2 separate regions of the Homo sapiens genome follow, and region 2 is linked to region 1. A link is a loop called in an ENCODE intact Hi-C map of the cell type or tissue named here. Cell type or tissue: heart left ventricle. All regions are shown on one strand. Links, peaks and the distances in the headings refer to the core of each region. The heading gives the core; the rest is flanking DNA.

Region 1 (15,428 bases), core at 2,677-10,676:
GCACACAAGGTTCTGAGCTTTCATCTATGAAAAAAAGGTTTCTCACTCTCAACAGTTGGAAACATACTCTGCAGGCATGAATCTCATTGTCCTGAATTGGGTCATGTGGTCAGTCTCATCCAATCACTGGGTATAGATAAATGGAAATCACCTTAGGCCAATCAGTGTCCTCCCCTGGAGGAGTGGTGAACTCCCTTCAAACCAATGGGCTGAGTGTGGGGAATGACTATTTCCCAAAGAAATTTCTGGGCACTTTTTTTTATCAGAAGAAAAGTGAATCGTAGTCAGAAGAAACAACAAAGGTTTAACCACTGAAATTCCTGGGAATCTGAAGAAAGTGTTCATCTTCCCAGGCAATAAACAAATGTACTAACAAAAAAACAAAATCAAAAACAAAGGTTACATAAGTAATCAAAAAATTAAGAGACGCCATAAAACTTGCCCATGGATCCAGGTTACTTTTAGAAGATACTTCCTTTAGGAATTGTTCTCAAATCATGCTTGTCCTGCTGAGAACTCACCTGGCTGGAAAAGGCAAATTCTCATGTTCTGCTTGAGCCAAGGCCAGGAAGGAGCCCCTCACATAAACCCATCTAACTGAGGTGCCCTCCAGTCTAGGTTTTCACATATTCCACAGGCATTTCCGCACTTTCTGGCATGCATAAAAATAGCTACAGCCCTTTTGGAAGACAATTTCACAATATGTATCAATAGCATTAAACTACCAAAGCCCTTTAACTCAGAAATTCCACTTTGGGGAATGTAGCCTAAGAAAAATCACCAAACATACAGAACAGCTTTATGCATAAATATGTTAATTGTCCCGTTGGTATAATGAAAATGTGAATGTTCATCAATAGCCAATGGTTAGGTAAATTGTGGAGCACACATTTGTTGAGCTGTAATACAATCATCAAGCACTCTGTTTTAAATAAAGAATGTGACCCAACACAGGGAATATTAGCATTTTAATGTTGAAAGACAAAATCCAGATATGAGGTTAGATAAACAATTTATGCAATTTTGTATGCATATAGGATTGTGCAATCTAATGATTTATATAGAGGTATTAAAATATTTATTAAAAATTATGGAATTAAGCTGCTCTTGGGCTCCAGTAGTGAGTTCATGTTTCTTTTCCATCTCTATTTTTTGATTCTTTTGTAAGCATAATACACTTCATAATGAAAAAAGCCAACTCTCTTGAAATTAACAAATAAACAATAAATAAATGAGATGGTTATAGTTGGTAAAATGTTCTCTCTCAAATAACATATGGGAAAGGGAACACAAATGGGACGAAATAAGGTAAAGAAAATCTTTCATTGAGTTTTTCTTCATTGAGTAAAGGCAAAGATCTATCATCCTTGACACTTTCCCAACATGTTTCCGTGTTTGCTTGAACAAACGTAACCTAACTCTAACCCTAACCCTAACCCAACCTAACCCTAACTCTAACTATGTGTGAAATTAATGAATTAAGTGCTTGTGATACTAGCAAGTTACTGGGTTGAGGTAGCCATTGGAGAATGAAATGAAATCAGGAGGATTTGAAAATTGTACCTCAATGGAAGAGCTTTGTTCTTCGAAATTCTTGATGTTGGCTTTCTGGAAGATGCTGCCTTTGCACACATTGCTCTGGGTTTAGAGGATTCAGAATATAAGGCTAAAAGGGGACTTGCAGGACATGTTTTCCAGCAAGTTTTATCCATCCACTGTGAGTTCATCACACACACTTTACTATAGACAACACCTAACTTAGCAAATTGAAGAGTATTCAGGGTGACCCTTAGGTACTCAGAAACTTAAATAGTATCACTGGAATTTCTTTTTAGGGTGACCAACCATCCCTATTTGCTGGGACTGAGGGGTTTGCCAGGACATAGGATTTTCAGTGCTGGAACTGGGACTGTTGGTTGGTCTTCCAACCTGTCAAATCCATCATCTGGTGCTTCACACTTTACATATGTAGCATGTTCCTATCCATCCACACCTCCCCATCGGCCCCATCACCATCTTAGTCCTTCGCCACAATGCTAGTTTTGGAAAGCATGTCTGATTATGTCTATTCTCTGATTCAAATCCTTGAAAAACTTACTACTTGTAGAAAAGAGACACATCAATTACATGGCACTGTGTGGCCATTCCCCTGCCTGCCCTAGGTCTCCTCTCTCACCATCCTTCTCTTAGTCATTCCCCACACCCCCTTGGCTTCCTTTTGTCCTTCGTATTTACCCTGTGATCATTCATTTTATGTGTCAACTTGGCTAAGCCATGGTACTTAGATAATTGGTTAAATACCAATCTTGATGTTGCTGCAAAAGTATTTTTAGATGAGATTAACATTTAAATAAATTGACCTTTGAATAAAGCAGATTACCCTAATGTGGTTGGATCTTATCCAAACAGTTGAAGGCTTTTATAAATAAGAGACCTGAGTCCTCTAAAGAAGAGGGAATTCTGCCTCCAGACTGCCTTTGGACTCAAACTACAACATCAACTCTTTCCCGTGTCTCCAGCCTGCCAGGCTACCTTGCAGATTTTTGGACTTGACATCTCATACAATTGTATGAGCCAATTCCTTAAAGTAAAAATCTATCTCACACATCATATTGGTTCTGCTTCTTTGAGGAATTCTAATTAATACTTGCCCATATCCCAGAAAGTGGTTTTCCTATTATGGTAGTTATTCCTGACCTCCCTGACCAACTAAAATCTTCATGCTATACTCTGTCAAAATACCTTTATAACCCAGGCATAGAAATAGTACATACATTTATACAATTGTTGACAGGTGTCTGTTTCTCTGCTAGAAGAAGATGTTTTTGATTTACTATAGTAGGTGCTTATTAAATATTTACCAAATGAATAAATGCACTCTGAATGAGCTACAATGTGTATCTTGGGTCAATAGACACTGAAAAACACTGATTTATTCCACCCCCTTTATTTTATGGATGGGAAACTGAGGCCCATAAACTCAAGCATGTGCTGGGACCACATCAATTGGTTTTGCAATTATATCCAATTATTACTTTTGTGTTTAGAATTATTTTTGAAGAATACACAGTACCTTAAATAATCAGTAGTTGTCAATCTTAACTGCCAAACAATGTGAAAAATATAATTATCCAAACTCATGCAGAACCACTGTCATATCTTCATTCTCTCTGCCAGCGGAAAAATATTAGAGTGTGATCTACAAAGGGAAAGAGAAAAGGAGACTGATTTGTAACTTTTTCCTAACCTAAATCCTTAGAATACATATGAGTTTAAAAATCTGTGCGACTGTCCCTTTGCTTGCGTTTGAGAAATGAGTCCAGAAGTCCATTGACCACTTACCCATGATATATACTATTCATGTAGGCATTAAAACAATAATTACAGGGTATCTACTATATGGCAGGCACTTTACTAGGTACCACGAGGGAAAGGGCAGAAATGAATTAGGTGAGTACCGCCTTCAAATTGCTTATAATCTCTTAAAAATGATAATATGTTCCCAAGGCAACATAGAGTAGCACATTACAATTAAGCTTCCAACTTTTGTATAGAAGAGAAAATTCACTTCCTGCAGGATGTTTTGAAAAGGCATGATGCAGGATGAGGTTTTGGAATGAGGCTTTGAAGGATGAGAGGGATTTTGAAATGTAGACCTACAGAAAAGATCATTTAAGGTTGAAATACCAAGCAAAACAGCAAACACAAAAGCCTGAAGGCTAGAAAAAAACACTAGATCTGATTCGATTTTGTTTTGTCGCCTAGAGTATAGGTGAATTTTTATCTTTACTAATTTGTTCATATTTTCCATTCATCATTTACCTATTCATTCATTCAAAAAAATGTCTATTGAGTGCTCCCTCTGTGACAGTCCCCAATTTAGGTCCTAGTTACAGACAGAGGAAATCACAATTATTTTGGTCCCACTTTTGGGAGGTTTTCAGTCTAGTGCATGAGATGGACTTCAGTCAGAAACTTACTCTCTCGGTTATATGATTGCAGGCTGAGGAAAGGGCTGTGAAGTAAGGAAGCAAGTATCATGAGGACAGATAACAGAGGGTCCTGACTTGGTGGCCTCCATAGGGAAAGAGACCTTGAGATGAGAGCTAGGAGAATGAGAACTTAATTGAATGTGGAAGGGTGGGTTGACGTGGGGACTGAAGATCCAAGCAGAAGGAATGGGCTATGCAAAGGCCCTGTGGAGAGAGGAGCAGATAAACAGCCATTGCCTACCTTATTTATCTTAGGAATTTAATTTTTCTTTAGTCCTGTCTGTAGCTTTAGGGCTGCCAAAACTGGGAGTTTTTCCTCATAGCAGTAGGTTCCAACTGGCTGCAAAATAAAATTACAATAAGGGGTGTGTGTGTCCTCCTTCAAGCTACCAACCTGTGACCCTTCTCTCAAAATTCTGTTTTAAATGTTCTGAAGTGTGGCCTGAGCATTGGTATTTTTTAAAGCTCCCCACGGTTTTCTAATATGTATGTGGATTTGAAATCACTATCAATCACCAAGCTACTAAGTGATCAGTTCACCCAAATCATGAATCAACTGCTAATCGGTTGAAAGTGGTTAACCCAGTTCTTGAATACAGTTTAGCGACTCAGAGGTGGGGAGAGAGAACTTGAAAATGCAGAGGCTGCCAACATCTCAGACTTGTTAAAACTTACCCGTTGCATCCAGTTTCGTACTTCTTGGCTATGTGCTCACCAAATGGACTTGACTATATTCTAAATTAAATCTCTAGAAGCTGGCCATCAATAAATAAGCATGATGCTTGACCTCTCTGGCTTTCCTAGGAAGAGAGAGTTACTTTCTTTTGTTTCCTGCAGGGCTTTGGGGTATCTGTCTTGGCACTTCTGCCTTTTAATTGCTCTGTTTCTTCCCCCATCCCACAAGGGACTCTTGACCCTTTAGTAATTAGAACCCTTCTTGGTCTTCCTTGTATACATTTCTAGAGCCCAGCACTAATGTCTGCATTTAGTAGGTGCTCATAAACTGTTGGAGAGGCATGCATTTCACAGAAGTCTGGTACATGCTATTTCGAACACCTGTACATCAGGGACACAATGCGTATTCCAAGTGAGCCATGGCTCACTGGGAGGTGCAGAGTTAGACAAAGACAGATCTGGGTGTATACTCTGACTCTACCCCTTACAAGCTGGGAGACTTTATGGTTACTTATCTACTTGGAACCTCAGTCTCCTCATCTGTTAAACAGATTTTAGGAGTAACTGGGAGATTTAAAAAGGCAAAGTATGTAAAACACTCTGTACTGGACTGGAAGTTAGTAGGTCTATAGCAAAATGGGTAGGTTGAATAGATAATAAAAAGAGGTGACCATTCCTAAATTCAGGAGGTGTCACATTGGTCTAAGTTGAGAATTTTCCAGATTCTAGCCTTACTCTCCCTCCAAGAAAATTTAGTCTCCAGCTGCATGTTCAGGAACACTCCTCCATACATTCTGTACTTCTGTTTATTCATCTATCTCCCCTCCTACCCAAGTCTTAACACAGGGACAGGCCTATTATAAATACTCAGTAACCATTTGGTGAACTAATATGTTTGCTTCATCTGTAAAGTGGTGGCAATACTACCTGCCTGATTGATGGAAAAGAGCTGTGTCCAGTGCCCACTTGAAAGCCTTCCAGCCCTGGGAGGATAGTGAGTGGGGGGTCACCCAACCTCCCTGAATGACAGTTTCCCATATGTGCAATGTGGACCATCTCTGTGGACTCTCCCTCCAGCTGCTGCACTATAGTTATTCAAGAGCTGTTCTTTCTATACCTGGTACTCTGGATCAGGCCCATGAAAAGGGGATGAAAGATAAATTATTTCTGGCTCCATCTACTGGGCCAGGGCTTCTTTTATGAAATTAATTTGAGCTCATCAGTCTGTTTATTTGTTCATTCATATACTCATTCACCCAGTATTTATTGAGAATCTGCAATGTAATGTTTATTCCACTACATCTTGTAAATACAAAGAGGAATACTGCATTGTCTCAGCTTTCAAAATGACAGAAATATATTGAGGAAGACAAAAACATGAACCCACAATTTTAATGAAAGAGCAGCTCCTGCTCTTGTTACAGCTGCACTGTGAATGTCTCCAGTGGGGCGGGCCATGTCCGTGGACTGGTTTTATCTGCTCCATTTCTGTGTTGTTTCAGTTGGTCAGAGGGTGCTGTCATCACAGGTAGAAAAGGGTAGAAATGCTACCAATCATCAGCAAACCTCCTCCTTCTAGTAAGGCTCCATCAACAGACATTAGCCTGCTTTAAGCTGAGCTCTACTATAGTACTGGGAGTGTCCCATCAGAGATTCTCCCAAGGTATAGTGACTGCCCTTGAGGGAGGAACCAAAGCCACTCTCATCTGAACAAGTGGAGTGTTATGGATTATAGACTAATGAGACCTTTCCAGGTAAAGTGCCACATTGAATAAATCTCGAAGAACTTTTTTTTTTTTTTTTGAGACGGCGTCTCACTCTGTTTCCCAGGCTGGAATGCGGTGGCGTGATCTCAGCTCACTGTAACCTTTGTCTCCCGGGTTCAAGTGATCCTCCTGCCTCAGCCTCCTGTGTAGCTGGGATTACAGGCATGTGCTACCATGTCTGGCTAATTTTTATACTTTTAGTAGACATGGAATTTCACCATGTTGGCCAGGCTGGTCTTGAATTCCTGGCCTCAAGTGATCTGCCCACCTCGGCCTACCAAAGTGCTGGGATAACAGGTGTGAGCCCCCACACCCAGCCAAATCTTGGAGAATGAAAAGATATTCTCAAGTTAAAAAAAAAAAAAAAGAATGGGAAGGAAAGTGGCATAAGGAAGTATCTTCAGTAGCACAGAGCATTCTGGGACAGATTAATACAGTTCTGTGTGCTAGCACATAGGATGAAGGTGTTGGAGGAACAGGAGTTAAAGTAAGAGAGTTAAGCAGGCACCAAATCCAAAAGGGATCCTGGCTCCTCCTGACCCTGAGTAGCTGGCTTGACAAAGACCAAGCCTCAGTCAGGAATCAGCAGCACTTTGGAAAGGAAGGAAAACAAAATTTGCATCCTGGGATCCATGCCCTCTCTCCCACGCTGGGCGAGTCCCAGGGCTGACTCTGGTCTATCTCCACAGCCTGATGTGGGCGTCGCCTTCACTGTTACAGATTTTCCCAGCTCCTTATCACAGATCCTGTTCTTGTTATAGCAACGCTGTGAATGTCTCCATTGGGGCAGGCCAGGCCCTTGGACTGGTTTTCTCTGCTCCACTTCTCAGTGTTGTTTCAGTTGGCCGGAGGGTGCTCTCATGACAGGCAGAAGAGGGCGGAAATGCTACTGATCGTCAGCAAACCACCTCCTCCCCCAGTAAGGCTTCATGAACAGACATTAGCCTGCTTTCAGCTGAGCTCTAAGAGTGGTGTTTTATTTTTCATGATCCTAGATGTGGAGAATGAATTGACAGGTAGCCAACCAGAGCAAACTACAAAGCCTTGAGATATAATGCCTCGTTACGGGCTTGTAGAGTCCCACAGACCTGGGTTCATATCCTGCCTCTGCTATTTCTTAGCTCTGTGTCTTTACAAATTAATGACATTCTTTGGTCCATAATTTCCTTATGTGTAAAATGAGGACTATTAACACCTGCCTTCTCAGCTTAGTTTGGAGATTCAAAGAGGCAAGCACTTAAAGCACCCTGGGAGCTGTCTGGCACATGGCAAGCACATAATACATGTTAATAATAATGATAATGATAATAGTAATCCAAAATAAAATGTAATCAATTTGACATACCACAAGTTCAATAGAAGCAAATACCTGATTTTTGTTTTGGCTGCCAAAAAATTACAGTGGGAGTTTGGACAAGGTATTAGACTTCCTCTTGCCTCTGTTTCCCTTCATAATACATGACAGGAGTAGATTTGATGAATTATCTATGAGCATTTTTAGTTCTGATAACCTGTGGTCCCTGGAACACAACTGAAGGCTGCATATACACCACTCTTCATCTAGATGACTGTCCTGTGAGGTTCCACATAAAAATACAGTTTCATTGTCTCTTATTAAGTATCCAGAGGGTTTGGATTAAATAAAAAATGACCCTTCTAAATTTTTTTTGAAAGCTTTCACACTAACAACTCTTCCCTCAGTTCGGCAGCATGCATATATGTGGGCGACCCCATCAGAGAATCCATTACATAGCACCATCAAGGATCTGAATAACCCCCTTAAAAGAAGGGGAGTTCTTGTTTCCTGTTTTCTCAGCCCCTGTCACATAGCATAACCCATGCTGAGTTATGTGCACATATTTACTATGCACATATTTATTAGCCAAATCAATAAAATAATGACTGAATGAGTCAATGGATGAATGAACACACCCATCTAATTGCTCCTAAGGTTTGCAATAGGCTCAGAGAGGATGTAAGTAAAAAATTTCCAGACACCTTAACACCTCAGAGGCAAGAGGAATTTCACGTTCATTCTCTTACGGTGCTGGGAAGCTCTCCACAATATACTAACAATACATGTCCATGTCAAGGGAAAGAGAACCCAGGGCCTCCCCAGACAATGTGTTTCATGTTTGGGCAATTGTAACTGTGTTAGAGTCTTTCCTTCTATTATTAAGCCTGAGTCTGTCTCATGCTACAATTAGAAGAAGTGCCAGGCACAGATATGTTTCATCTAGGGAGGTTAATTGGCCATACAGACAAAACCAGTGTGTGTGTGTGTGTGTGTGTGTGTGTGTGTGTGTGTGTAAGCGGCAATGTCATCTGATGGAGTCAGCAAAGTCCAAGGGATTGTCTTGTCTTTGGCCTTGTGATGACATCCACAGCTGGCCATACCTAGGAAATTAATTTATATCAACCAAGTTTACAGGATACCAATGTATAAACTTGATCATAATTTAGTCATTTGAACTGTAGAAACTTCTTTCTCCATGACCAATATGTACCTATTCTAGGCATGTGGAAAATCAACCGGAACTTCAGCTGGTGGCTTAATGAGATAATTTTGAGACCTGTTTCTCCTAGACTGTAAGAGGTAGATGAAATCCTCCACCACATCAGAGGACACCTCTCAGAGTATGGAATATAGTACATCCTCCAGGTCAGTGGCACTTCCACAGAAGAGACCCATTACATAAACTGCCATTAGTTTCCTTTTTCTGCTCGGGACCACGTTCTGTCTGTTGCAGGATATGGGAACTTTGTATATTCAGTGCAATATGGAATAAACAAGGTCCATGTTTCCCACCTTTTCTCACTGTATGACTGAGTTAAGTATCTGTTTCCAGTGATGGATCACCCTGTGGCTTGTGTTTAGATTTTAGATAGGTAAACACAGTTAGGTCATTCTCAGATACCCTGTTCATCCTGATAAACTCATACCTTCCCACATTCCTGCAGGCTCTCATTTTCTGACTTTCTCTTGGGTTGGGCATGTTTACATGTCACATGGATGACATCGCTCATTATTTGAGGATTTTATCGAGGTTTCTGTCAAAAAGAGGAGCAGAACCCATACAAGGGTTGATAATACTACTGGTCCCCTTCTCCACATTGACTTCATCTGCCATATAGATATTTCTTGGGCTCCACTGGAAGTAGGGATGTCCACATAACACAGTTCTGGATGATGAGTTGTGGGAAATGCTTCGCCCTTCCTCTCCCACAGTTTCATCTTCCGCTCAGTTCTAGAACTCTCAGCTGTGTCCATTTGGCTGAAGAGAAGGCATAGAACTTGAGTAAAGGAGGAGGGGGAATGCTCCAGAAATGCAGTAGCCAGGCCCTTCATTCCTGGAGCTGCCCAGGGTGCACAGCCACCTGGGTTCCTGGCTCAGCTGCCCCACTAAACTCTGTAGATTGTGCAGTATTATAGCCAAAAATAATTTAAGTCTACAGGATTTTGATGCAAGATGTCACCTGGAGCTTTCCAGGATTGTTCCTCCTGCCTTTGGGATTCTCCTTGCCTCTCCAAGGGAACTCAGCCTCAGTATCTTGAACATCTGAGCTTCTGTCTCTCCAGCTGCTGGAGTTGCAGGCTGGTGTGATCTGACCCCATCCTTTAAGAGAATAACTCGTCAGGTGCTTCTGTTGCTTGATTACTGGTAGAAGAGATGGATGCGCAAAATCACAGATCAGGAAATGTGTGTTGATCTGTGAACTTGACCAAAGCAAGTGGAAAGACGCAGTAGATAATTTCATTCTAACAAGCATAGGCACAACAAACAGAAAAATGCCTTTGAATTCTGAAGGCATACAACTTTAGCTTACAAGTCAGTGCAGTTTAGACAGTAGTCTTCGAAGACAGGTCAATTTGAGTTTGAATCTTGATTCTAACACTTCTTAGTTGTGAGACTGTGGGCTGTTTACTTAACTTCTCTAAGTCTCAGTTTCCCCATATGTTAAATGGAAATCATAGAATAATCTAATTCCTAATATTAAAATGAATTAAATAAAGCAATACGTGTAAAAGCACTTGGCAATGTGTCTGGAATCTAGAAACTGCATTATAAATGACAGCTATTGTTATGATCATTGAGCTATTAATGATTGTGAAGTTGTGTTGTTTATTAAGATATTAACAGTTATTAAGCCTAATTTTTTATATAGTACAGAAAGTTGAAATTTTATAACTCATATTTGATAATTAATGGTGGCAAGGCCCACAAGATTAGATGGGGAAAGTGGGTTGGTTCATCAATAGGTTATTAATACCAAGCGACAATGAGAAACTTTTTCACCATTGTTTGCTTGTTGGGCAAGATGTCAGGAGCTGATTTTTTTTGCAGCTCAGTTCCAGAACTCTCAGCTGTGTTTGTTTGGCTAGAGAGAAGGCACAGGGCTTGGAAAATGAGGAGAGGGGTATGCTCCAGAAATGCAGTAGCCAGGCCCCTCATTCCTGGAGCTGCCCAGGGTCCACAGCCACCTGGGTTCCTGGCTGGGCTGCTTCCCTGACTGCCATGAGGGATCTTGCTTTCCTGTTCTCTGTCTTAGACAGATAGAGCTGGAATGATTCTTAGAGATTATTTAATCACATTTCCCCAGAAGTGACACCCAGAGAAAAGATAGGATAAGCAGAAGTTATGCACACAATTACTCAAATTATTATTTTCTATGTTTTATTCCCTGGTTATTTTTTCTGCTGTCCACTAAATGCCTGACTACTGATGTGACCAATGCCTGCTATAAAATATGAAAATAGCTATTCAAAAGTAGGAGATGATTAATCCTGAGCCCCAATTTCCCGATGGAAGAACCAGAACAGTGTATGAGACTGGGTGTCTACCCTAACAATAACTCATACATACACTGGGACAAGAGATCCTGGTATTCTCCATGTGTCATCCAACTTTCCTGTGCCCTCATTTTCTCACTGGAGAAATGGGTGTATGCTTCCAGCTGCTTTCCAAGATAACTTGTTGCTTACAGAATCTGATTCTAGTTTTTTAGGGAGTTCTTTAAAAAGAAAAAAAAAACAAAAACAGCTGTGCCTAGTGCCTAGTGTGATTTCAAAGGGCATCCATGCTGATGGAAAGGGTGGACATCTGGCTTTAACTGCCTAGTCCTCATGACCACACCCACTTGGGTGGATCTGGGCTCAGTCCGGATGGGAAGAGGTGTGTCTGAGGCCTGGTTCTATCCCTTTTTTTTCTGGGAAAAAAATTAGCTCTTATTTTTGGCCTTCCTTGGGCAAGTGTAGAAAAAACTCAGAGGGTGGTGAAAAGCCCAAGTGTGTTTTGTCCCTGGTTTCTGAGGCAGTGCATGCACACATTCTTTTTTCAGTACTCGTGTTTCTCTCAAATTGTTCACTGCCTGACTCTGTTTCCTTCGTTCTCTAGCTCATCCTGAGATCTTCTTGTTTCCTTTCAACAACGTGGCAAGTGATGTTGTAATTTCTTTATGGAGCATGGAAGACTCACAGAGATCAGTACCCCAAACACTACATTTTACAGAGGAAACAACCAAGTTATGGAGACCTGGCTTGTCTTCAAACTCATAGTAGAAGAGGCAAAATCTGGTCTCTGGGAGTCCTACCTAAAATGATTTCTTCCATGCCCCAGTGAAAATAAGTAAATTCTGGATATCACTGTCATATTAAACCAGGCTTCCTGGAAATTGACTTAGTGTAACAGAAAAAGAGCAACCTGTGGATTTGCAACTGTGCCATGATTGGAGTTGAAGCCTTCATCAAATTAATCAAGTTCTTTGCCCAGTGTCTCTGTCTGGACATTATTTAAAGCTTGAGTGAGAAGTCAATATGATTATGTGGGCCATATATCTGACTTTTATCCAGTGGGGAGAGTCCATGAAGGACTTGAAAGGGAATTGGTAGCTGATTATTCTGGCTAGAGTGGAGAGTGCATTAGAGAAGGTGAGGAGAGGCCAGAGAGACATCGTGCTAACCCATATGAGACGTGATGGTCCAAACCAGGGCCGTTTTCTTGGACATGGAGATCTCAGCCTCTGGGTGGGAACAGAGGAAGAAGCATTTTGTGGGTTGATGAGTTCCTTTAGGGCTGATCTCAGTGAACTTCTCCAAAATTCTATTTGACCCTTGAATTAAAATCTTGGTATAATCTTTGATCCTCCCTGTAATGTATCCCCAATGCCCATTAATTTCATTGCTAAGCATATCAGTTCTGCCTCTACAAAGTTAGTAATATCTTATTATCTATTGTGTTAGCCACTGTTTGAGAAGATAAAGTCGAATAAACAAGATATCACGATGGATTCGAGTTGAAGGATGTCAGGTTTCAGCAATAAAATAATTCTGCCTTATAAATCTGGTGCTTTGGTGGAGAGAACACTGGAGGAAAATACTGAGTTTGGTGAATGGACTTTGATCTTGGTTTTAGCCATGTTCAGATGTTCAAGGGAAGATTCCAAGGAGAGAGTTAGATAATCTGGTTAGAACCACGTACTTTTAGCATGACCTTGAGTAAATTGCTTATTCTTTCACAAACTCAGTTTCTTCATCTAGAAAATATGTAAACCTATAATACCTCTCAAGACTACTGTTGGATTTAAATGATATCTCTATAAAAGCATTTAGTATCATAACTAGAATCCTGTAAGTGCTCAATCATTGGTAGCTACCGTATTAGTTTTCTAGACCTGTCATAAAAAACAATTATCCCAGGCTGAGTGGTTTAATTTATAGAAATGTATTTTCTCACAGGTCTGGAGGCTAAAAGTCCAAGATCAAGATGTTGGAAGATTTGGTCTCTTCTGAGGCCTCTCTGTTGGCTTGCAAATGGCCACTTTCTTGCTGTGCTTCACATGGTCTTCCCTCTGCATGCACATCCTCAGTGAACCTTTCTGTGTCCAAAATTTCTCATCTTATAAGAACACCAGTCAGATTGGAGTAGAACACACCCAAATAAATGGCTTCATTCTAACTTACGTACTCCTTTAAAGGCCCTGTCTTTAAGTACAATCACATTCCAAGGTACTGGAGTTTAGGACTTCAACATATAAATTTTTGGTGGGGAGGGGGCAGATATAATTCAGCTCATAGCAGCTACTGTTTCATTATTTTACATTTTACTAAGTCACGGTGATAGGAATTTGGGGCTCATTTTTGTCTATAATCATTTTACAATATTTGTGCTTCTCTAACTGGAGAAGCTTGTGAAACATTACCATGTGGTCAGAATGATATGGCATTGAAATCAGACACTAAAGGAGACATCAGCAAGAGCATCGTCCATATGCCCTCAGCCTCATGTGCTCCTCTATTTTACCCTTCTTTGCATTAAGCACTAAGGCTAAATGATTTTGTCATCGTGGCACTTGCTGTGCCAGAGTGAAATTAATCTATGACCAGTACAAGATAGAAAATGCATTCTGCAAACCACAAATCATGCCTTCCCTTCTTGTTGGCTGTAGGTGATTGTTTGAGTTCTCTGAGACAAGTACGCTTACTTCATGTAATGAAAATAAAATGCCTAACTAATGTATCTTATTTTTAAAGGAAGCATCAAAACCTTCCTCTGTCTTTCTTCTGTCCAGGGGACAACTGAATCCCAGGTACTAATGCTGAGTGAATGGGGATGGAGGTTGGGGTGGGCAATGATGCCTTGAATCACTGCTGATACGCCAAGCCTCTGTGCATTGTACTCAGGGTCTCTCGCTCCAGCATTTCCTGTATCCAGCATCTTAAAGGATATTTTCCTTTATAGGAAACTAATCCAAAAAAGAAGATTCTGTAACATGGGCTCAGAACTACTTTCCTGTGCAGAGTATACCCTGAAATAGAGCCTCAAATTGGAGACAACCACAGGAAAGGTGACTTTTCTAAGATGAGGTATAGTCTATGTGAAAAATAACCCCTGAGCAATGAGATTTGAGGTGTATGAAAGTCACCCTGCATTTTGGGATTATATGCATTAATTTATTCATGTGTTCATTTATTCATAATTCATTTAACAAATGTTTATCATAGCGGTGGGGAGTGAGAGGTCCAGCTTTGAGAAAGTAATGAGGAGGAAAAAACACTAAAACTTAACGTAGATTTTCAGATATCATTTAAAATCTTCCCAGCAATCTTTTGGGGTGTGTCTTTTTCTATGTACTTAATAAATGAGAAAATTATGCTCTGTTCAATATGATTGATAATAATGACAGTGATCAAAGATTGAGCACCTAGCGTATGCCTGTACTGGGAGCTTAAAAGGATTATCTCACTTAACTCTCACACCGCCTTTTGAGGTCATTGTATTAGCAAAACCCATCCATTTCTCCTTGCCAGCATCTGTTCTCTCCTTTTGACCTCATAAAAGAGATCCTTACTTTGGGAAATTCTTTTCTCTCATTCTTAACCCATATGATTTCTGTGGGGCTGACACTACTGTAGGCTTCAGGTGTAGAGACCTAATTCAAGCATGGCCTAAAATGTAGAACATCTACCTGGATTGAATATTTTACCCAGGGTTTCCTTTTATAACTCAAAGCTTTGCTAAAACTATTGGTGAAGAGGCTCTCTCTCTTCTAGAGAGGCTAGGCACTTAAAGAATAGTTAAGTCTGGACCTGCCATGTACCATCTTGTCTACTTATAAATAAAAATCAAATGGAAATAGAGCTGGCAAGGGGATATCAGAACCCAGAGATGAATAAGAAATAACATTATTTGAGTGGCTACATCAAGCCACATATGACAGTATACAAAGCTTCTTGACTTTTGGGGTATGTGAATAAATAAATTCCCTTTCTGGCTGAAAATAGTTTGTGTTGTACGGCAGTCATTTGCAGGAGATATAGGTGATTACAGAAACAGAGTCATGAATTCATTAATTTGTCCAAGGCCACACAGATAGTAAGAGTTGGAGTGGAGTACTTGCCTAAATTTGTTTGGATTTGAGGATTGTTGTTATCCAATCCTCATTTCTGAAGTATGTTTTTTCTGAATATAGATATCTGTGTTGACAGTTGATCTAA
Region 2 (15,428 bases), core at 3,801-11,800, 59 kb after region 1:
TAGATATTGCCAGAGTGGTTAAAAAATAAAAACCCAACCTATATTTGTCTGAAAGAATCTACTTTAAATACAAAAGACATACAGGTTAAAAGTTAAAGATGGAAGAAAGGTACGCCATGCTGTTAATAACACTAACCTAAAGAAAATGGAAATAGCTATGCCAATTTCAGACAGAGAAAACTTCAGAGCATGAATAGTTATCAGGGATAAAAATTAATATTACACAATAATAAAGAGGCCAATATTCCAAGAAGATATAATAATCCTTATTATATATGTGCCTAACAACCAATATCAAAATATGTGAGGTAAAAACTGATAGGACTCAAGGAGAAATAGATGAATCCACTATTATAGCAAGAGACTTTAACACTCCTCTATTAGAAATGGACAGATCCAGCTGGTAGAAAATCAGTAAGTATTTTCAACAGCAGTATCAATCAACTGACTATAATTGACATCCATAGACTACTTCATCCAACAATAGCCTGTTACACGTTCTTTTCACGCTTATATAGAGCATTCGCCAACATAGACTGAATTCTGTCCCATAAAACATGTCTTAATAAATGTAAAAGAATAACTACCATGCAATATCTGCTCTCAAGCCACAATGGAATTAAACTAAAAATCAATAATGAAAAGACAGCTGGAAAATACCAAAGTACTTGGAGATTAAACAACACACTTTTAGATAACAAATGGGTCAAAGAAAAAAATCTCAAGAGAAATGTTAGAATATTTTGAATTAAATATAAGTGAAAATACAACTTATCAAAATTTGTAGATTCAGCAAAAATAGTACTTAGAGTGAAATTTATAGTGCTGAATGTATATATTAGAAAATACGGAAGTTTCAAAATCAATAATCTAAGCATCCATCTTAAAAAACTAGAAGAAGAGGAAATTATATCCAAAGTAAACAGAAGAAAAGAAAGAAGTACAAAAAATTAACTTAACTGAAAATGGGAAATTAATAGAGTAAATCAACAAAACTGAAAAAGACCTTTTTAAAAAACATTTAATAAAACTGGGAAGCCTCTAAGCAGGCTATGAAAAAAAGGGACAAGAAACAAATCACTAATATTAGAAAGGAGAGAAGATACATACTATAAAGCCCATGAAATTGAAAAGGATAATAAAAGAATATTATACACAACTTTGTGCCCACAAATTTTATAACCTGGATGAAATGGACCAGTTTCTTAAAACACGCAATCTGCCAAAACTCATGTAAAAGGAATAAATATATAAATAGGCTTATATCTACTAAAGAGATTGAATCAATAATAACTTTCCAAAGCAGAAAGCACCAGCTATAGATGGGTTCACTGGTGAATTCTGCCAAACATGGAAGGAAGAAATTATACAAATTCTCTACAATCTCTTTCAGAAGATTAAAGCAGAGGTAATACTTCTTAACTTATTTAATGGGGTCAGCACCAGACACTACAAGAAAAGAAAACTACAGACCAATGTTTATCATCAACATAGATAAAAAATTCTCATTAAAATAGTAACAAATCAAACCCAACAATGGTTTTTAAAAAGAGAATTTTACATCATAACCAAGAAGGGGATTTATTCCAGATAAGCAAGGGTGGTTTTACATTTGAAAATTAATAAACGTAATCTGTCATATAAACAAGATAAAGAAGAAAAATCACATAATCATATCAATAGATGCAGAAAAAGCATTTGACAGAATTCAACACCCAGTCATGATAATATCTATATATAATATAAAATACATAATAATATATAAAAATATATATTTTATATATATGCTAAATAAGGATAGAAGGGAACTTTTTAAACTTAATAAAGAACATTAGTAAAACATTACACTAACATTACGCTTAACATTAAGAAACTTCCAGCTTTCCTGCTAAAATCAGGAACAAGACAAGGATGTTTCCTCTTACCACTCCTTTTCAACACTGTACCAGAAGTGCTAGCAAATTCGATGAGAAAAGAAAAGGAAATAAAAGGTTATTAATATCAGGAAGGAAGAAATAAAACTGCCTTTGTTCACAGATGACATGATTGTCTAAATAGAAAATCCAAAAGAATCAACAAAAAAACCTCTTGGAACTAATAAACAATTATGGAAAATTTGCAGAATACAAGATTGATAGAGAAATTCAATTGCTTTCCCATACTTCTGCAACAAACAAGTGAAATTTGAAATTAAAAACACATTGCCATTTATATTAGTGCCCCTCAAAATTATATGCTTAGATATCAATCAAACAAAATAGATACACATAAAGGATTAGTTTCAGGGCCATCCACAGATACCAAAATCCAAAGATGCTCATATTCCTTATATAAAATGATGTAGTACAGTTGGCTCTCTGTATCTGCAGGTTTCAATCCAAGGTTGGTTGAATCCCTACCTGTGAAACCTTATGGCATATCGACAACACCCAAAACATGGAAGCAACCAAGATATCCTTCAGTGGATGAATAGATAAATAAACCAAGGTATACACAAACAATTAAATATTTGCACTAAAGAGAAATGAGCTATCAAGTCATAAGAAAACAGGGAGGAAACTTAAATGCATATTACTAAATGAAAGAAGCTAATCTGAAAAGGCTACATACCATATGATTCCAAGTATATGACATTCTATAAAAGGCAAAACTGTGGAGACAGTAAAAAGTTCAGTGGTTGCCAGGGGTTAGCAGGGAAGGAAGGGTGTATTAGTCTATTTTCACACTGCTATGAAGAAATACCTGAGACTGGGTAATTTGTAAAGAAAAAGAGGTTTAATAGACTCACAATTCCACATGGCTGGGGAGGCCTCACAATCGTGTTGGAAGGTGAAGGAGGAGCAAAGGCACATCTTGCATGGTGGCAAGCAAGAGAGCATGTGCAGGGGAACTGTCCTTTATAATACCATCAGATCTAATGCGACATATTCACTACCACAAGAACAGCACAGGAAAAACCTGCCCCTATGGTTCAATTACCTCCCACTGGGTTCCCCCTCATGACAGGTGGGGATTATGGGAGCTACAGTTTGAGGTGAGATTTGGGTGGAATAGAGCACAGAGGATTCGTAGTGCAATGAAACTATTCTGTATGATACTATTATATATAGTACTACATGATAATACATGTCACTGTAGATCTGTTCAAAGCCATAGAATGTACCCCACCAAGAGTGTGCTATGGACTTTGGGTGATAATAATGTGTTAATATAGGTTCATCAATTGTAAAAAAAAAAAAAAAAAAAAAAAATGCCATTGTGGTGCAGGATGTCAATAGTGGGGGAGGTTGTGCATTTGTGGGGGACAAGAGTAGTATAAGAACTCCATATACTTTTCACTCAATTTTGCTGTGAACCTAAAACTGGTCTATAAAAATAACATTTGCTAATTCAAAAAGGAAAATATAGTATTAAAAACTGAGTGCTCTCCAGAAAACGGACATAGCAAATACCAAAAAGTTAAAATAACAGCAATTAAAATAAAAATAACAACTAAGTGGTTAAACATTTACTCTGCACCCTGTCTCATTAACTCTTTATATGCATTATCTCATCTAATTCTTGCATCAGCCTGATGAGGTGTGTACTAGTATTTTCTTAAACTTGCAGATAAAGAAACTGAGTCACCAAGAGGGTAAGTCACTCCTGCCAGATGCACGTTATAGGTAGTAGAGTCAGGGTTGGCATTTAGTTCCTCTACCTTGCGCTTCGTCCCAAGACACATGCTAATGTCACATTTGTTTTCCAGATCTTGGTTAGAATGCTGATACATAAAAGTGGCCAGGACTATAAAATACAGAAGAACACTTGGAGTCTTAGATGGAAGAGGGGGGCTTCCTCCACCTCTGCAATACTGACATTTTAGACCTCATATTTCTTTATTGTGGGAAGCAGTCCTGTACATTCAGAATGTTTTGCAGCAGTTCCACTTCTACCTACTGTACGCCAATAGCACCTCCACCTTTAATGTGACAACCAAAAATGTCTCCAGACATAATGATTTTCCCCTGGGGGGCAAAATCCCCCCAGTGGAGAACCATTGCTTTACTACATGCCATCACTCCAGGTCTTGATATCAATCACAGAACCAGGCTTAATGTTTCTGTAACTACCAAATACCTAGGCCTTGCTTCACTGTGTTTTTGTCAATCTGACCTTTTCTAGCTGCCAACGATCTCTGTCCCAGCTCCATCAACAATAAAATGTAGATAATACTTTGCAGAAGTAATGTGAATTTTAAAGCACGACCTTCCTCATAGATGACAATGTCAAATAATATTTACTAAAAGACCAAGAGTATAATGATACTCAACAAATGCTGTTTATCTTTACTTTGCCCATCTCACCTAAAATGCTACAGTAAACAAAACTGAGCCCCCTCTTCTCCCCTAGTGAAATAACCTAATCACCCACAGACACTCTGAAAGAATGGATGTATTTTTTAAAAATGTCAATTCCTGAATTTGATGATTTTGCCAGTATACATTAAGTAGACATTTGGAAACATCTGAATAAAGAATGACGCTCCTTAGTTTTTAATCCATATGACTGTGCCTCTCAGACACAACCTAAAAATGACTTTCGTTAACTATGAAAGCTTCAATGGGCTATATGTGGACTGAGTCCATCCTTTCTTTTGTTTAAAACAGACCATGGTGTCATAGATTTATGTAACAATGTCTTAGAATCTGATGTGGATTAGAATTTATTTTACATTTCTGCCATAGAATTTCATTTTAATTGAAAAAGGAGATTTCTTTCTCTGTGTGTGTGTGTGTGTCTGTGTCTGTGCATCTGTGTATATACATATATGATGTCGGTATTTACTTTGTGTTTATATGTGTAAGTGTATGTTCATATATACTTTCATGTCTATACATATTTATGTACTTCTATGCATCAAGAGGAAAATTATATTGCTGACATAAAGCTATCTGTATCAGATGAAGATGGAAAAAGAAAGTTTAACATATTGGCCAATCTGCATAGAGAGCGCATACACAATTGCAGCCCATCTTGGGAGGCAAAAGCAGTACTTTCTTGCTTCTAATGGCTTGATAATAGCCATTATCCGCAACAATGTAAATGAAAAGAAAATAAAAAGAGGCATTTTTATGCACTGCCCATTAAGAGCAGCATGCATATAAACTCATGAACTTGGAAAATAAATAAACGGACTGGTTGCTAAGCAAAAGCTTGATTTCATTTCCAGTCCTATCGATGGGCATTTTGTCATTAAAAAGATAAAGCTGTTTAAGCTGTCCCAAGGGAAAGACTTAAAGTGGGATAAAAAAGAATCCAGTGGAGTATGCAGACCTGAGCCAATTTTAAATAATTGCCATTCCACCCTGAAGCCAGAGATTGTGTTAAGACGTGGCCCAGCAGCCACTGGGAGCAGGGCCTTCCTACAGGAGGTGCCACATACCCAATTTGTCACACCATGGAGCCCTATGGGAACAACCCCAAGGCAAAGATAGAGGAGTCCTTGCCTTCACTATGTGATAAAATGATGCTTAAAGACCTGTATATCTTCCTTGCTGGTTTGTCATGTGGCCTCATATATCTTTGGAATAGTGTCTGTGAATCATGGAATGAAACTCAAGAGGTCGTTTGGTCCAGCTGCTTGTCCTAACCTCTCTAAATCAATTTAGCTCCATAAGTCCCATTTGTATCAATCCACTAAAAGGTACTAACTTTATTTCTGGGTGCATTAACTCAGTAAATGACTTAATATATATGGAGTGCATAATAGTGCCTGTGCATAATAGACAGTCAATATATGACCATTTCTGCTGTTCCTTATATTTAACATTTTTTTAAAGTCTGCTGATGTAAGAAACTTGATTGCCTTTGAAATTAGACATAGCTACATTCCAATTATGACTGTGTGTTCTTGAGTGAGGACTTGGCATCTATGAGCCTTAGTTCCTTAATTTATAACACAGGGATGAGAATACTTCATGCATTTCATGATTGTTGTGAGAATTAAATGAGGAAATCCTTGCAAAAGGAGGGCACATAGTAAATTCTTAGTGGATGTCAGCTATTATTGTCATCACTGCTGTTATCATTTGCATCTCAATAGATGACATTCTGTTGCTGAAACTACAGACATCTCTGGGATAAAAAATGAATGGTACTTTTCTATTACTTATGCCTTGGAGTGATGTCATGTATTGAGTAATTTTCCTCTTGAGTGGAGCTGACGGCAGAGTTTTATGAGGAATGAGAGAGGGAGGATGATGAAGAGCAAGAAAGAGGATGAAGATCAAGATTGAGAACTTGGACTTTGTGTGAGAAAGGAGATCTGAGTAGCGACTACTCTCCTGGAGGATGGAAAAGAAGATTCAAGAGTGTTCAAGATCTCACTTTCATAGAATCAGCTGAACTATGTTCAGGGCTGGGGTGAGACCACAGACAAAGCTAGCAAGGTGCCTGGATTAGGGAGCTCAAGGTCTAGTCAGGGATAGAGGAATGTAAATGGGCCATTACAATACAAGTCTCAAGTACTTGGATGGCTTAGAAACTCACAGGCAGTGGCACTTAACTCTGACCCAAGGCAATGAGGAAGACTTCCTGGAGGCATATATATCTTAGAGGCTTCTGAAGAGTTCAGAGGACATAGGAAAAGACAGCAATTGCTCTGCCGCTTATAAAATGTAGAATAGCATGCTTAAACTTTCTGAGCTTCAGTCTTGTTTTTCTATAAAATGTGGATAACAGAATACGGACTATGATGATTATAGACATTATAATACATATTATACTTATATTAAGGTGCTTCATCAAAATTTCTTATTCATTTATTCAATGAATGCCAGTCTTTATTGCCAAGATGAGAAGCCTGGGCCAGTTACTCACCAACTCTGGTCTTCACTTTGCAATTGGCAATCTCTAAAATCCCATTCTTAGGGTGTACAATTTGATGAACAGGGCAAGACTGCTGGCAGATCAAACATCTCCCTCCTCTCTCTCTTGCTCTCTCTCTCTTTCTTTTCCACCCCTCTCTCTCCTGCTATTCAGTCCCTCCTTAAAAAACTTCAAACCCTGCTGAGTACAAGAAGGCATATTTAATGCCGGGCGCACACCCATCGGGGACCACTTCCCAGACCACAGCTTCTCCCTTCCTAATTAAAGTCGAGGCTTTGAAATGTTCAGTGCAGCTTTCTCTGAAGTTGCAGCTGACCAGTTTCTCCTGCTGCCTCTCAAACCTTTAATTTGTCAGTAAAATTGTTCGTTTTTCTTATGACTACTTGGGGTTTTTCATCCTCCTGTGGCTGCAGAAATGGACCCCGGTGAGCAATGCCTATTTTTACGAGAACTCCCTTGCACAACATTCGGGCTATCTCTGAAAACTGTTTCAAAGGGAAATGGATGAATGATTTCCTTCAAGGGCACCTGGGTACCTGGGGAATTTAAGTTTCCATGTTTTTTTATTTCCTTGAGGGCTAAGGATATATGTTGCTTTCTCCTAAACAGCCAGAACTGAAGCTCAATGCCAAAAAGTGCATTTTTCTCTAGGCCGTTGTTAAATCTCAATTTTGCCTTTGACCAGCTGTACAACTTGGGTAAGCTACCTGAAGTATTTGCAAGCCTCAGTTTCCTCATTGATATAACAGAGATTAAAATGTGACCTAATTGGGATGATTTGAGAATGATAATTACCAGCTCACTCTACATAGCTATGGTACAAATGTTGACAGTTTCCTGGCCTTCACAAAAAGCACAATTTAGTGAGCAGCTAGAAATTTGTGTGGGATTTTGGTGCCTAAATCCCCTCCTCCATTGTGGATTTGTGGACTTAAGGGGCTACGGGCACAATGAAGCCATAATTATGGGGAAACATAGTATCAATTATATTCTTAGTTCAGGCATGACTCCATAACTTCCTTTATAGCACTAAAGAGACTGTGGTGGAGCTGTGGCTGTCTTCCTCATCTCTCCTCTTTAAATCTCCAGCAGTTGGGCCTGAATGGTCCTCTTCCCAGATCAGCTGCATGGATGAGGCAGGCTGGTCTGAAGAGTGCACTGATAACTAGAAGCTCATTACTTTTTAGCACAGTGTGTGCCATCCATTAGGGAATCGTGGCCCATTGAATGTTCAGCAGCTCCACTGTTTGCTCCTGAAAAGGAGTTAATCATGTGGTAGGTGGGGAGGGGCAGAAGCACAGAGCACAGAGGGTTAACAGTGTTGGTCTGTTTTTTTTTCCCACTGCCCATATACAAGGCTAACATACAAGGTCAAGGGACTACATGAAACAGCCCCACCCTGACCAAGCAGGGCAGATGTATATAGATCAAAACAGACAAGTATGAGTGCAACTGGCTATATTGTGTAATCAAGGGTTAGAAAAGGGCTGACTCTTTATCAACCCAGTCACAGACACTATGTATATGACAAACAATCAGGAAGAACAAGGGCGAAGTGGTCTCAGGAAGCAACCAGCTCTTAGGGAAATTGCTCTGTGCCCTGTAGGTTCTTACTCCTGCTTCATGTGTAGGAATTTATTTCCAGATAGCAGCTCTGTAGGCCTTTTTCTGGGGTCCACCTTTTAAAAATTGAATTTGGCGAAGCTTATCTTAGTACCTACTGTATACAAGGGTATGGTAGGTACAGTAGGAAAGATAAAAATGCAAAGTCCCAAACCATCTAATGGTCATCTGCTACAGAGGATTAAGAAAGATCTCTAGAGTAAGACTCTGGGAGATGGGTTGCAAGCTGAGTATCGTTAGGCAAGTCACTTCTCTCTAAGCCTCAGCTTCCTCATCTGCAAAATGGGGTTAATAAAACCTATTTCTCAGGGCTGCTAATATGATTTCACATAAGCAACTGACACACAGAAGTCACTCAGTAAATATTAGTTTCCCATTCCTACACTACCCACAGGAGAACTCAGATACTGGGCACCATCCTTAGAGAAATGGGAAATGTGGGGATAATAAATCCCAACATCTGCTTGTTGGACCTTTTATCTGTACTTGGAGACAGGGTGTTTATGGAGACAAGGTAGATTTGCAGTGATGCATTATTAATAGTTTGTGATACGTTCCGGGTGATGGATATCTACCCCCAAGGCATACAGCGACAGCTGCATTCTCTCTCAGGGAAAACAACAGCATCAAGCCCGAGCAGAGAGCTCCAAGGGAAAAAAGAACAAAAAACTTCAGATGCCAATTATAGTCCATGTTGCCTTGCTTGGATTACTAGAAGGATCTCTCCCACCTCCCACTCCATCAACATCATAAATCTTTTGCCTTGAATTCACAGCACTTCTGTTTAGAAGTTCTTGCTGGCATAGACACTACACTGACAAGAGTTGCAAAATATCCCCTTCTTTCTGGTTGCTTTATGATAAAGTTTAGAGACTCACAGTACATCACTACCTACTATCTTTTCTGTGCAATGTGACAAAATATTTGTCCTGAGTAAAGATTGGTTGTCTCTGCAGCAGCTCAGTCGGTGGTGATTTCAGAACACAAAAACATGGAGTTATGCTGTAGAATTAACAACTTTTTAAAGTGACTGGAGGGATTAGAGATTGAAGAGATTGTTGATCCCCACTCTTCCTGTCTTACAGGTGGGAAGTGGTGAAGGGTTGTGCCAAAGGTTGCATTGGAAATTAGAGGCTAGAGAAAGGATAAGAGCTTTGGGTTCAATACCATGTATGCACTCATATTTATTAGAGCTGGTCCAAGATCTGATTTTATGAAGGTGCAAAGTATATCTGATCTTGGGAGTGTAAGCAAGGAGACATTGCTCTCCCATCAGACACTAATTTTTCTTTACTTACTCTCTGATTCTTGCAGCATCAATTGCAGGTGTGACACCTTTCATTCATTTACATTGGGACAGACTAATGCTGTAGACATAACACTGCACTTGGAGACCAGCTAGTTGCATTCTTACTGTAATCATGGAGAATATACCTAAACTCTTTAAACTTTTTTTTCACAAGTAAAACATTTAATAACAATCTAAAAGTTAATTTTTTTTTTTTTTTTTTTTTTTTGAGATGGAGTTTCACTCTTGTCGCCCAGGCTGTAGTGCAATGGTACGTTCTTGGCTCACTGCAACCTCTGCCTCTTGGGTTCAAGCAATTCTCCTGCCTCAGCTATCCAGTAGCTGGGATTACAGGTGCCTGCCACCATGCCCAGCTAATTTTTTTTTTTTTTTTGTATTTTTAGTAGAGACAGGGTTTCACCATGTTGGCCAGGCTGAGTTAATTTTATTTTTGTGACTCACTCATCTACTATTTATAGGGCAACCACCAAATGCCTAGTGATATCTCTGTGCTGGGATATGTATGAAGTGGAATACAACACTGTCCCTCTATTTTAGAACTTTGAATTCTACTGCTGGTTCCGCTCTGACCAGACTCTAGGATTCTGTTTTTTTGGTTTTTGTTTTTAATTTTTCAGTGATCTGAGAATTTGTTATCATGGTAAAGAGTTAATTACTTTTTGAGATGGCCCCAGTAAAGGGTGATTTCTGTTTACCTTGAAGAGTTGAATGTCAGTAGCCAAGACTAGGCTTGGTTTTGTAGCAGGTATTAATAGAAGTGAGTTTATTGGGAAGATGTGCCTGGTTGTACATTTGCAACTATTAGGATCAATGCATTCAGGCTACTACCTCCCCTAATTGTTCTCTCCTTCTTTCATCCTTCTCTCCCTCCTACTTTCAAACATTCACTTTTTGTGGACTTGATCTCAGCATTATAAGAGCTACCAAAATGAATTACTCTTTACTCATGAAGCCCATTACCTATATGGGGGATGTTAGGGTTTATCCTAGGAATAGTCAGGAGGCGAGGGACATGCAAAGTGTGGATATTACTTAAAATGTTGACATCTTCAACAACATGATAGGAGGGATATCGCCCTTTGTGATACATTAATCTAAGGCAGAAGCTTTTAAAGCTTATAATTTGGTTGTAGCTAGGTTATGATGGCTGAGAACATTTCTTATCTATGGAGGTACTCACCTTCGTGAGTGAAGATGACATGCCTGGAAGCCCATGCCTTCACGAATGTATGCCAGCTTTCTTCTAAAAGGTCCAGTCTTAGATGAACACTTCCTGCATGTGCATGGGCATGTGTGTAGATCTGTAGGTGCAGGCTGTGGAAGCACAGATTCACAGGCCATTACTGTTCCGTCTGGGGCATGTTTCTAAGATATGCCTCTACTTAGTCTGTCCATCAGAACACTGTGCTTTCTCAGGAGGCAATACTTCCATCATATGTTTACCCTTAACAGGTGGAACGTCCTGTTAGAAAGATGTGTTGAATATTTAATACAGACAATGAAGTTCATAAGGACTTTGTTTAAAATATCCTTTGGTGTTTGTTTGTTTTGTTTGTTTTTGAGACAGAGTTACACGCTCTTGTCGCCCAGGCTGGAGTGCAATGGCACAATCTCGGCTCACCGCGACCTCCACCTCCCGGGTTCAAGTGATTCTCCTGCCTCAGCCTTCTGAGTAGCTGGCGTGCACCACCACTCCCCACTAATTTTGTATTTTTAGTAGAGATGGGGTTTCTCTGTGTTGGTCAGGCTGGTCTCAAACTCCCGACCTCAGGTGATCTGCCCACCTTATCCTCCCAAAGTGCTAGGATTACAGGCGTGAGATACCGTGCCCAGCCTCCTTTGGTGGTTTTGATGATGGTCATTCTGAGGAGACAGTGACCTAGTGCCTTTATCTGAAGAACTTGTATCACTGTGAGGGGGACATTTAAGGCCTTGTGTTATCTTGCAACAGAGTTGAGGGTCACACTTAAGGATCTCATCTCTGTCTGAAGGAAGCTTTCTCATTCTCCCTGCTTCCTTCTTGCAGATCCAGAGAACCAGCCCTGAGTCATTTCCACTTTGAAACTGCCACCTCCCACATTTCCCAGTTTCTCGTGGCTGAATCTGCTGCCATTTGAAAATTTTTCTGATTCTCCTGGTTAAGCTCATTGAACTCTTCATTTGTTTGTTTTTAAAACTAGAAGTCTGGAGGAAGAAGAAAGTTAACTATTATTTATTGGTCTTAATTTTTTTTCAAATATGACTTTAAAACAGATTCATTGCTAAGTCCTTTTTCTGAATTATTTTATTGAATGTCCCTAACAACACTATATGTAAATATTATTTTATCTCCAAGTTATGGATAAAGAAACTGAGGTATCAGATTAAATGACTTATCTAATATTACACAGCCAGTAAGAAGTTAAGCTTTTTTAGACATGATTACTCACATGCTTGGGGAAATAGAGATGAAGTAGAAAAAAATTATAAAAGCTGAGAATTATGAAATTTACCAAATTCTTAAAAGAATTTGAACTTTAAAAAAATTGAACATTTTTTTGTTTGGTCCCTTTGGTATAAAGCTCTTCTATTCCTCTCTTCTTCATTATCTTTATGTCCTCATCCTTTACCCAAGGAAGGTCAAATTATGTCATTCTTTGGCAAAAGCTATGTTACCATAATTGTTTAAAAAATGCATGATATAGTTAACTTCTCAAAATAGTTCAAAGTTTTGAAAATGAATCATGTTTCAAACAGTCACCAACTGGAGGCCAATTTGCCTGCCATTAAGTGGTTTCCTAGATGCAGAATTTACCAAATGATTTCACTTTATTCTGTCATTTATTCCCAAAAGCACTTAAGAATCACGAAGGAACTGAACACATCTTGAGGAATTCATAATGCTAATAATCATGGCTGTCATTTGCGGAACCCCTTTACGCTCCAGGCACTTTCTTAAGCTCTTTGTACATGTTGCCTTATTTGACTATCATGGCAACTCTTTCAGGGAGGGATTACTCTCTCAAGCTTTATTAGTGAGGATGATAAGGTGCAGAAAGGTTAAGTAATGTTCCTAGGGTTCCTACAAAACAGGAATGAGCAGAGCAGGAATAAGAACAGAAGTGTCCATGCCTATGAAGGTCACACAGATGGAGGAAGCTGAACCGGTCTTCCATTGTGTGGCCAGATCTTTCAGACAATCCCTTTAATGACCTACTAACTATAACCCAGACAATATCTCATCATATATAATGGTCTTAAAGGGAGACTTTTCTTCTAAAACTTGAGTGAGAATAGCACAAGTTTGGCCAATTCGGGCAATTTTCCATCTTCATGCAATAAAATGGTGAGATTTCAATCAACACACAAATGGCTCAGTCAACACTATACTGACTAATTGGACTGTACTTCTGGGACAGTTGCAAAGTGGACTAATGGGAGCACACCCACATTAGACACCAGAGCAATAGTATAATCCTTGTAAAATTGTTTCATTTAGCAAAAAGAGTAATTGAGTATTTCTGGAAATAGTCGCTAGTTTTCTCCTTGACATAGACAGGATACTTTTCTTCTTTTCACCTCCTTTTTTCCTCTGAAAACAATAGGTATGTGATTAAAGGAGGTCTTTGAAACATGCAGATTTCTAGGACATTGTTTTATATCTCTAAAATAAAATCTACTATGCTCACTACCAGGGTGATGGGATCCATACTCCAAACCTCAGCATCAAGCAATATTCCAATGCAACACATCCGCACCTGTACCCCCTATATCTAAAATAAATGTTGACATTTTCATAAAATAATAATAAAAATATTTATTTCCCCAACACAACTTTTAAATATGAAATCAGTTTTAAAATGGTGTGTATGTGCATGTCCATGTGTGGAGTTAAATTGAGTACACGGCAAGGAATGTTGGCGAGTTCTCAAGTTGGAATATTTAACATTGAAATATTTGCAATAGTGGTGTACTGAGGGCTTATTATGTGTGTTAAACATTTTGTGTACATTACTTCTAATAAATATATGTGATAGAATAATATCTCTACTTTACAGATGAGCAAACTGAGGTTTAGTGAGGCTGAATAGCTTGCTCAAGGACAACCTTTTCAAAAGCCCGTATGTATCTGATGCCAAACTATTCCCTTTTTAACTGACCAGACTGCCTCTCCAGCCCACGCTGAAGAACACATATCTATCTAGTGCTAGCCCACATGAAAGGAAGGTCACCATCCTGAGGCAATGTGATCCAATATCAGTCATATGTTCAGTCAGACACAACCTTAGAGTGAAACCAAGTTGCAGCACATACAAAACCAAGAGACTTGGTTGAATGAAGGTGTTTTCTTCAGTGAGTCTCTATAGACAGTGAGGTCCTAGAGAACCTGAAACCATTTTAGAAGATAGGTCAATAAGACAAAGACCAAAGCTCTGATTCTTTGTGTCACCCAAGTGACCCACATGATGATCTTATGATTCTGATTAAATAGTACGATGTCATTTTATCCCCAAGTATGTTCCAGCACCAGGCAGCCTCTAGGTCCCTCTGAGTAGGCAGACTTTGCATTCCAGTGACAGACATCATTAAGAAAATATTTCTACTCTCCAAACCAGAGGGAGGAGAATGCTGGAATTTATTATCTCCTTATGCTTAAACACATCCCAGAACAACTTAATAAGGCAAAAATTCTCCCCATTTTACAGACGAGCAAATTGAGGATTAAAGAAGATTATGCTTTCCCCATGGTTCAAAGCTAAATCTGAAATTATAAACCTGCCTCTCTGGACTCCAAAGCCAGTCTTATTCTAACACTGTTCCTTCCTGACTGGTTCCTTTTAGCATTCAGATCTCCTTGGTGTTAAGCCAGCGAAGAATGGCTCTCCCCCCACAAGTTGAGCATAAACTCTGAAGAGCTTAGTTTAGCCCTCTGGGAGGTATTCTCTCTTGGATCTCTGATGCAGAGTTTGGTTGCAAAGTTGGATCCATGTATGAGGGAATGACGCTGCTGGGGATTGGTGGAGAGTCCACTGGTCTGACGCCAGCTGGCTCAGGGGACCATCTCTCCTCCCTTTCCTGGAGCAAGCAGTGTTATGTCTGGCCATGCTTCTCTGCTTTGATGCCCATTTCCACAGTCATTTCAAGTCTTCCCACTCCTCAAACTGAGCATTTAGACTCTCATGGATCACCCCTTTGATATTTCTAGCCACGTAGCTTCAGCTTCAAAAACAAATCAGGAATGACATTCTGTGACTATATTTTCAGCTATAGCTCATAATTTGGTTTAAAACTTGTCATTGTCTAAGAAACATATCCCTGTGCAGAGAACCCGTTGGACACCCGGATGAAATTGACTAAATAAAAGCAGTTTCACTGAACAATTTGCAAATATCACTGCTTCTTGCCAATCCTTTTTGGCAAAACTGTCTTCAGTGACTCGAGAGTTTTTCCAGCCTGAAAGAAATTTGAGTTACCTTATGCTTTCCTCTCTACATTTTTCTGATATAATACTTCCATTAAAGCCACATGTCTCAGACAATGGAAATATCATTTAGCAAAACACTAACATTAATTTTGCAGGAGATATTATTCAGTATTTTGTTGTTGTTGTTTGTTTTGTTTTGGGACACAGTCTCACTCTGTCGCC

The links. Peaks named below come from ENCODE experiments on the same cell type or tissue, not always from the same donor. Only the 100,000 strongest peaks of a DNase experiment are listed, where the experiment ranks them.
Region 2: it touches region 1 in a loop (2.2-fold over the local background); 3 of 110 quality-filtered maps call a loop at or near these places.

What each region holds. Positions count from the first base shown.
Region 1 is chr16:65,242,775-65,258,202 of GRCh38, forward strand. It overlaps LOC124903780 (a long non-coding RNA gene), which reads left to right. Exons shown (of 4, transcript XR_007065224.1): 2 at 8,950-9,095. Among named protein-coding and RNA genes, the nearest start is that of LINC02126, 74 kb to the left of the region's middle. In heart left ventricle, for the core only: a CTCF peak has its summit at 7,300 (motif pointing right); a DNase peak (open chromatin) is centred at 7,157; H3K27ac peaks cover 1,164 bases.
Region 2 is chr16:65,300,432-65,315,859 of GRCh38, forward strand. LINC00922 (long intergenic non-protein coding RNA 922) reads right to left here. Exons shown (of 10, transcript NR_174971.1): 9 at 10,983-11,264. All of the region lies in intron 2 of LOC124903780 (a long non-coding RNA gene), which reads left to right. Among named protein-coding and RNA genes, the nearest start is that of LINC02126, 130 kb to the left of the region's middle. RefSeq lists an enhancer at 6,020-6,888. In heart left ventricle, for the core only: no CTCF peak of the experiment used is centred there; no DNase peak of the experiment used is centred there; H3K27ac peaks cover 1,436 bases.